Linked DNA regions of Homo sapiens: region 2 is linked to region 1. A link is an interaction called in ENCODE POLR2A ChIA-PET data of the cell type or tissue named here. Cell type or tissue: IMR-90. All regions are shown on one strand. Links, peaks and the distances in the headings refer to the core of each region. The heading gives the core; the rest is flanking DNA. Region 1 overlaps CSRP1 (cysteine and glycine rich protein 1). Region 2 overlaps KIF14 (kinesin family member 14).

Region 1 (2,916 bases), core at 306-2,805:
GGGGAAGAAGAAGCAGGAGAGAAACTAAAGAGAAGGCCCATCAACTCTGCAATTGGCCTGCTAATAAAATGGGAAAAACAGGGGTGCTGTGGCCTATTTGCCTGTGGTCTGTCTTAGCACCTGCCTTCCTGGCCCAGGTGTTTGCTCTTTTAATTGCACACATGTGCATCTGCCTCTGGAGCTAGTGAGTCCTGACTGGGCCAGAGTTGCAGCCTGGGAGTGTAGTGACACTTGACTGAGTGATCAGCAAACATTTGATGAATGAGTGGGGTAGCAATGGTCTTTCAGCTGAGTTGGCCTACGGGATACTCATAAACCTTGCAAATAGTTACTAGCCAGTTTTTCCACTTGGGTAGATTGACAAGCAGGTGAGAGAAAAAAGGCGTAGGTTTTTTTTGGGCTTTTTTGTGTGTTTTTGTTTTGAGGCAGTCTTGCTCTGTCACCCAGGCTGGAGTGCAATGGCGTGACATTGGCTCACTGCAACCTCTGCCTCCTGGGTTCAAGCGATTCTCCTGCCTCAGCCTTCCAAGTAGCTGGGATTACAGGTGTCTGCCAATATGCCCAGCTAATTGTTTGTATTTTTAGTAGAGACGGCATTTCGCCATGTTGGCCAGGCTGTTTTTGAACTCCTGACCTCAGGTGATCCACCTGCCTCGGCCTCCCAAAGTGTTGGGATTACAGGCATGAGCCACTGCGCCCGGCCTGGTGTTTTTTTTTTTTTTGGAGACAGCGTCTCACTATATTGGCCAGTCTGGTCTCGAACTCCTGGCCTCAAGTGATCCCCTCCCTGTCCCCACCACCATCTCAGCCTCCCAAAGTGCTGGGATTACAGGCATGACCCACTGCGCCTAGCAACATAGTTTTTAATTCACTGTCCATCCCTGGTGTGGGAAGCAAATTGGGAAGGCTTTTCTGGCAGGTTGTTAAAGTTTTAAATATGTATGTAAGCCTAGCTTATTGTGAAACGTTGGCTTGCTAGATGAAGACACATGCGTTAAATATTTTGGGATCCAAAGAGGTGCTAGTGAGAATAAGACTTTTTCCTCCAAGTCAGCCATTTGGCATTACTCAGGGCATATTGTCAAATATCAAAAGAGATACAAACCTGAACGATAAGTGTTAGAGTTGGCCTCTCCTTAAGATAAGGATAACCAGATATCTGCACTTGCAGTGTACCAGACAGTGTGAGAAATACTTCACATGTGTTATCTTGGACAATTTATGAGGTAGCTACTGATGCTCTCCATTTTACAAATGGAGAAACTGAGGCTCAGAGGTAGTAAGAAACTTGCTCAGGATCACAGCTGATCAGTTGTGGAGCTGCCATTCAAACATAAGCTGACTGTTTCCAAAACGTATGCTCAGTCACTACCTTATTATTTTTCTTTGCTCCTCTACATTTCCTTTTTCCAGATCAACTCACTAAGGAAATATCTGCCATTTGTGAAACACATCAGCTTTACAAGGTGCTTTACAGTGGCTTATAAACTATTTAAGGAAGATATCTTTCACTTGGATGGATCAGGGTTAGAACTCCTGACCTCCGGGTTTTCAGTCTGTTGCATGGCCAGGTAGGAGCAGAGGGGACCCCTGAGAGTTAGTTCCCAGCCACTAATGGATATGCTTTCACCAGCTCTGCATGTTTGAGTTTCAGAGCCAGGTTTGCAGAAAGAAAACAAGCCTGGAAAAGAGCGTGCTTGAGAAAGAGAGAGCTAGCAAAACTTGAGGGGAGGGCAGAGAAGGTGAGGTGGAGGGGTCCTGGGTTCCGACTGCTGTTTCTAGTTGTCAAGAATTTATATGGTAATGACGTGCCTGTACTACGCAGCTACCCAGGAATGTGTCTGACGCCAGCACTGAGTAATTCCCATGTATGGTAAAGTGTGTAAATACGGGGGCAGCTAGCATTTCCAGACTCTGGTATTTCCAGTGCTTCCCCAGGGCCAGAAGGCAGCGTCTGAGTCTTCAGCGGTGACAACAGGGGAAGAAATGGAAGGTTAGCAGCTGGAGCTCAGCCCCAGCTAGGCAGCCAGCACCCCCTACCCCCGACTGTGTGCCTGGCTTTCTTTATGCAGGGGTGGCGTGTGTTGGTGCTTCCTGGGATGTCAGCTGCAAACGACCTGTGTTTTTAAGGCCTAAGTGCTAATGTGTTTTAACTTGTAAAAAATTAATCAAAGAAAAATCATTCAGACCATTTTGTTCAGCATGGAATAACCAACATCATTACAGATCTGGATAAAAGCAAGGAAACCCCATCTGTTAATTTGTCTATGAGGCTTTATTATAATACAGGATTTCCTGTAGAAGTTTTGAAATACTACAAAGAAGTCATCGACCTCCATTTCTACCTGTGTTGACCTTCAGACTTCTTTTTTTTGAGACAGAGTTTCGCTTTTGTCCCCCAGGCTGGAGTGCAGTGGCACGATCTTGGCTCACTGCAACCTCTGCCTCCGGGTTCAAGCAATTCTCCTGCCTCAGCCTCCCAAGTAGCTGGGATTACAGGTGTGCACCATCACACTCAGCTAATTTTTTTTTTTTTTTTGTATATTTAGTAGAGATGGGGTTTCACGCTGTTGGCCAGGCTGGTCTCAAACTCCTGACCTTAAATGATCCACCCACCTCAGCCTCCCCAAGTGCTAGGATTATAGGAATGAGCCACTGCGCCCTGCAAACTTCTGAACTCCAAGAGTAGGGAGCTCTGCTCTAGAAGGCACTGGGGGCAAGTGGGGAAAGGGAGAGACATATACCGCCCTTGTCAGCTCACAGTCTCACAAGGGCCACTGGACATGGATTTGAAAAGAGAAAGCTCATTCAATAGAGAGAAGGATTCCTGACCTAGAATGACAGTCAAGTTCTGGAGGCCCATGGGGCCTGGATTGATGGTAGCTCAGTGATGCTGGTTACCTTTTCAGAGAGGCG
Region 2 (2,916 bases), core at 175-2,674, 950 kb after region 1:
AGAGGTTGCGTTGAGCTGAGATTGCGCCAGTGCACTCCAGCCTGGGTGACAGAGTAAGGCTCCATCTCAAAAAAAACCCAACAAAACCAAACAACCAAAAAACTTTTAAATATATTGGATTATTTTGCAAACCTTATTTTACCTTTCAGATCCTTAATTTGATGCTAGTCATCCACCGTGGAGGGTTTTCTCAGCCAATCAACACATGAAAAAACGTTGTAATACCAGATAATTTGTATCTGCTTGCTTTCACTAGTTATGCTATTGAAAACATTGTATTATATTAGAATGTTGCTGTGTTCTGGCTGGGGGCGGTGGCTCACACCTGTAATCCCAACACTTTGGGAGGCCAAGGCTGGTGGATCACCTGAGGTCAGCAGTTCAAGACCAGCTTGGCCAACATGGCGAAACCCCGTCTCTACTAAAGATATAAAAATTAGCTGAGTGTGGTGGCAGGTGCCTGTAATCCCAGCTACTCAGGAGGCTGAGATAGGAGAATAACTTGAACCAGGAAGGTGGAGGTTGCAGTGAGCCAAGATCGTGCTATTTCACTCCAGCCTGGGCAACATGAGCGAAACTCCATTTCAAAAAAAAAAAAAAGAATGTTACTGTGTTCTAGCAATATAGAGCCCTGCTTAAAAGATGATAAACATTCTTTGCAATATGTTATATATGGGATACTAAATTACAGATTTGCTAATTTTATTTCTTTACAGACCACAGACTGTTAGTTCTTATTCTAGCTTTAGTTGAACTTAATAAACTTGGGATGTATTATAGTCCTAAAGTAAGCAGAAAATATAACTTAATTACTTGATAATTTAAAATATATAAAACCTAAATTTAAATAAATTAAAATACATAAAACCTAAATTTTCTAGTTAATGCTTAAATTCTTTTTCTAGGAGGAATTCATGGATGCTGTTTGTGATGGTGTAGGCTTAGGAATGAAGATTTTATTAGATTCTGGACTGGAAAAAGCAAAAGAACTTCAGCATGAACTCTTTAGGCAGTGTACAAAAAATGAGGTAAGATGAATAAAAGAATATTCTGTACAGTACTAAATAATATATAAAGTTGATTTTTTCAGTCAACAAATTAGATTTCTATAAATTCATATGTTTTAATTTGTTTCGAGTTATTTTTCACTGAAGAGGCTGACATCATGATCTTATGGTGATATTTTCCCAAGTTATTCTTGAGTCACTGCAGCCTCTATTGTTAATATTTTGCTTGGTCCTGTTGCAGCTATTTTCAAGAATTCAGTCTGTAAACTCCTAAGCAGAGAGTGGAGTGTGGTAGTGACACCTAGTGTTCGCTTTCTGGTTGTCATTTTCTTCCTTAGCTTTGTTTAGTCTTCTCCTCTTCTAAGAATGGAAACTATTAGTAACATTTATTGATTCAGTATCTTGAACTAAATATTTTTCTGGGGCATTCACATAAGATATTTCATATCAAGATACAGAACCAATAAGCATTTCAGTGATTTCCTAAAATATGTGTCCTCCCATCCTCCAGCTAACATTACTTAGTACCTTAGGAAAGATCTGGGTTTTAATATTAGAAGACATGTATTTGAAACCTGGTTCTATCACTTTCCACTTATCATTTAGCAAGTCACTTAATGCTCTGACCCTGTCATGTAAGCATACCTACATCACAGGCTGTAAACTATTTACTGATTAATTTCCTCTGACAGTTACTGGACTAGGTGCTTTACATGTAACAGTGGTAAATCTTAGCCATTTCTATAATGGGTTTGTACTTTGTCAGTAAGAAAAAGCCCTATGAATATCATATTTCATATTCATATCATTTTTCAAGGTAGGAATTTATATTCTTCATTTCATTGAATTAGAGTATTTTGCCTAATTACCCAACTATTAAGCCCTGAGCCAGGATTTTATATTCTGCCTGACTCCAAAACTCAACATGCTACATAAATAAGTTTTTAAAACTATTGTTCATGCATTAATTTTCTTTATTGACAATTACTGTTAGTGAAGTGGGGATTAGGAAGATACAAATTCAAATTCTTATGAGACTGAATTTCAGAGACTTGTCTGTTTTAGAGTCTTGTAACAACATATTAAAACCATCCTTGGCCAGGGATGGTAGCTCATGCCTGTAATCCCAGCACTTTGGAAGGCCAAGGCAGGAAGACAGCTTGAGCCCAGAATATGAAACCAGCCTGGGAATCATAGTGAGACCTTGTCTCTACAAAAAATACAGAAATTAGCCAGACATGGTGGCATGCATCTGTAGTACCAGCTACTCCGGAGGCTGAGGCAGGAGTATCACTTGAGCCCAGGAGTTTGAGTCTGCAGTGAGCTGTGATTGCACCACTGCATATCAGCCTGGGCGACAGAGCAAGACCTTGTCTCAAACAAACAAACAAAAACCACCCCTGTCCATTCCATTGCTCTTGTTGGAGTCAGGTGGCTGGGGCAGTGCTACCTGGGGACATTTAGGTTCCTGAGATCTTAGCTACTAGGATGTCTCCTCATTTATGTATATACTGATTGATCTAGAAAAGTAGATCATGTGGAGGACTATTGGCTTCTGTCCCTCTGGGTGGTTGTTTCTGGGAAGGCATGGAATAAGTTAGTTTTTTTGTTGTTGTTGTTTAGAAAAACTTTGGTATTAATGTACTTCTAGCTCATCTTAGAATCTGAGGTGAAACTGTGTAAGCCACAGAGATTCTCCATCCCTTTGCTCATACTACAGGGTTATACAGATTTCTCTCTGCCCAGAAAAACTCCATCTCAGAACAGGGGAAAGACATGGAACATTAAGCTGCTCTCCTACTTCCTATGTAGCCTTGAACAACTTACCTGAGCCTCAGTCGTTCCATTTTTAAATGAGGATGATCATACTTATTTCATAAAATTGTTCTGAGGATCATATGAGATGAAG

Evidence for each region. Peaks named below come from ENCODE experiments on the same cell type or tissue, not always from the same donor. Only the 100,000 strongest peaks of a DNase experiment are listed, where the experiment ranks them.
Region 2: POLR2A ChIA-PET joins it to region 1 with 10 read pairs; 2 of 35 experiments call an interaction of 5 or more read pairs at or near these places.

The regions. Positions count from the first base shown.
Region 1 is chr1:201,502,604-201,505,519 of GRCh38, reverse strand. All of the region lies in intron 1 of CSRP1 (cysteine and glycine rich protein 1), which reads left to right. Among named protein-coding and RNA genes, the nearest start is that of CSRP1, 3.1 kb to the left of the region's middle. In IMR-90, for the core only: no CTCF peak of the experiment used is centred there; DNase peaks (open chromatin) are centred at 1,122 and 1,849; H3K4me3 peaks cover 1,583 bases; H3K27ac peaks cover 2,419 bases.
Region 2 is chr1:200,557,442-200,560,357 of GRCh38, reverse strand. It overlaps KIF14 (kinesin family member 14), which reads left to right. Exons shown (of 30, transcript NM_014875.3): 27 at 906-1,028. Among named protein-coding and RNA genes, the nearest start is that of KIF14, 62 kb to the left of the region's middle. RefSeq lists a silencer at 1,334-1,383. In IMR-90, for the core only: a CTCF peak has its summit at 1,306 (motif pointing left); a DNase peak (open chromatin) is centred at 1,267.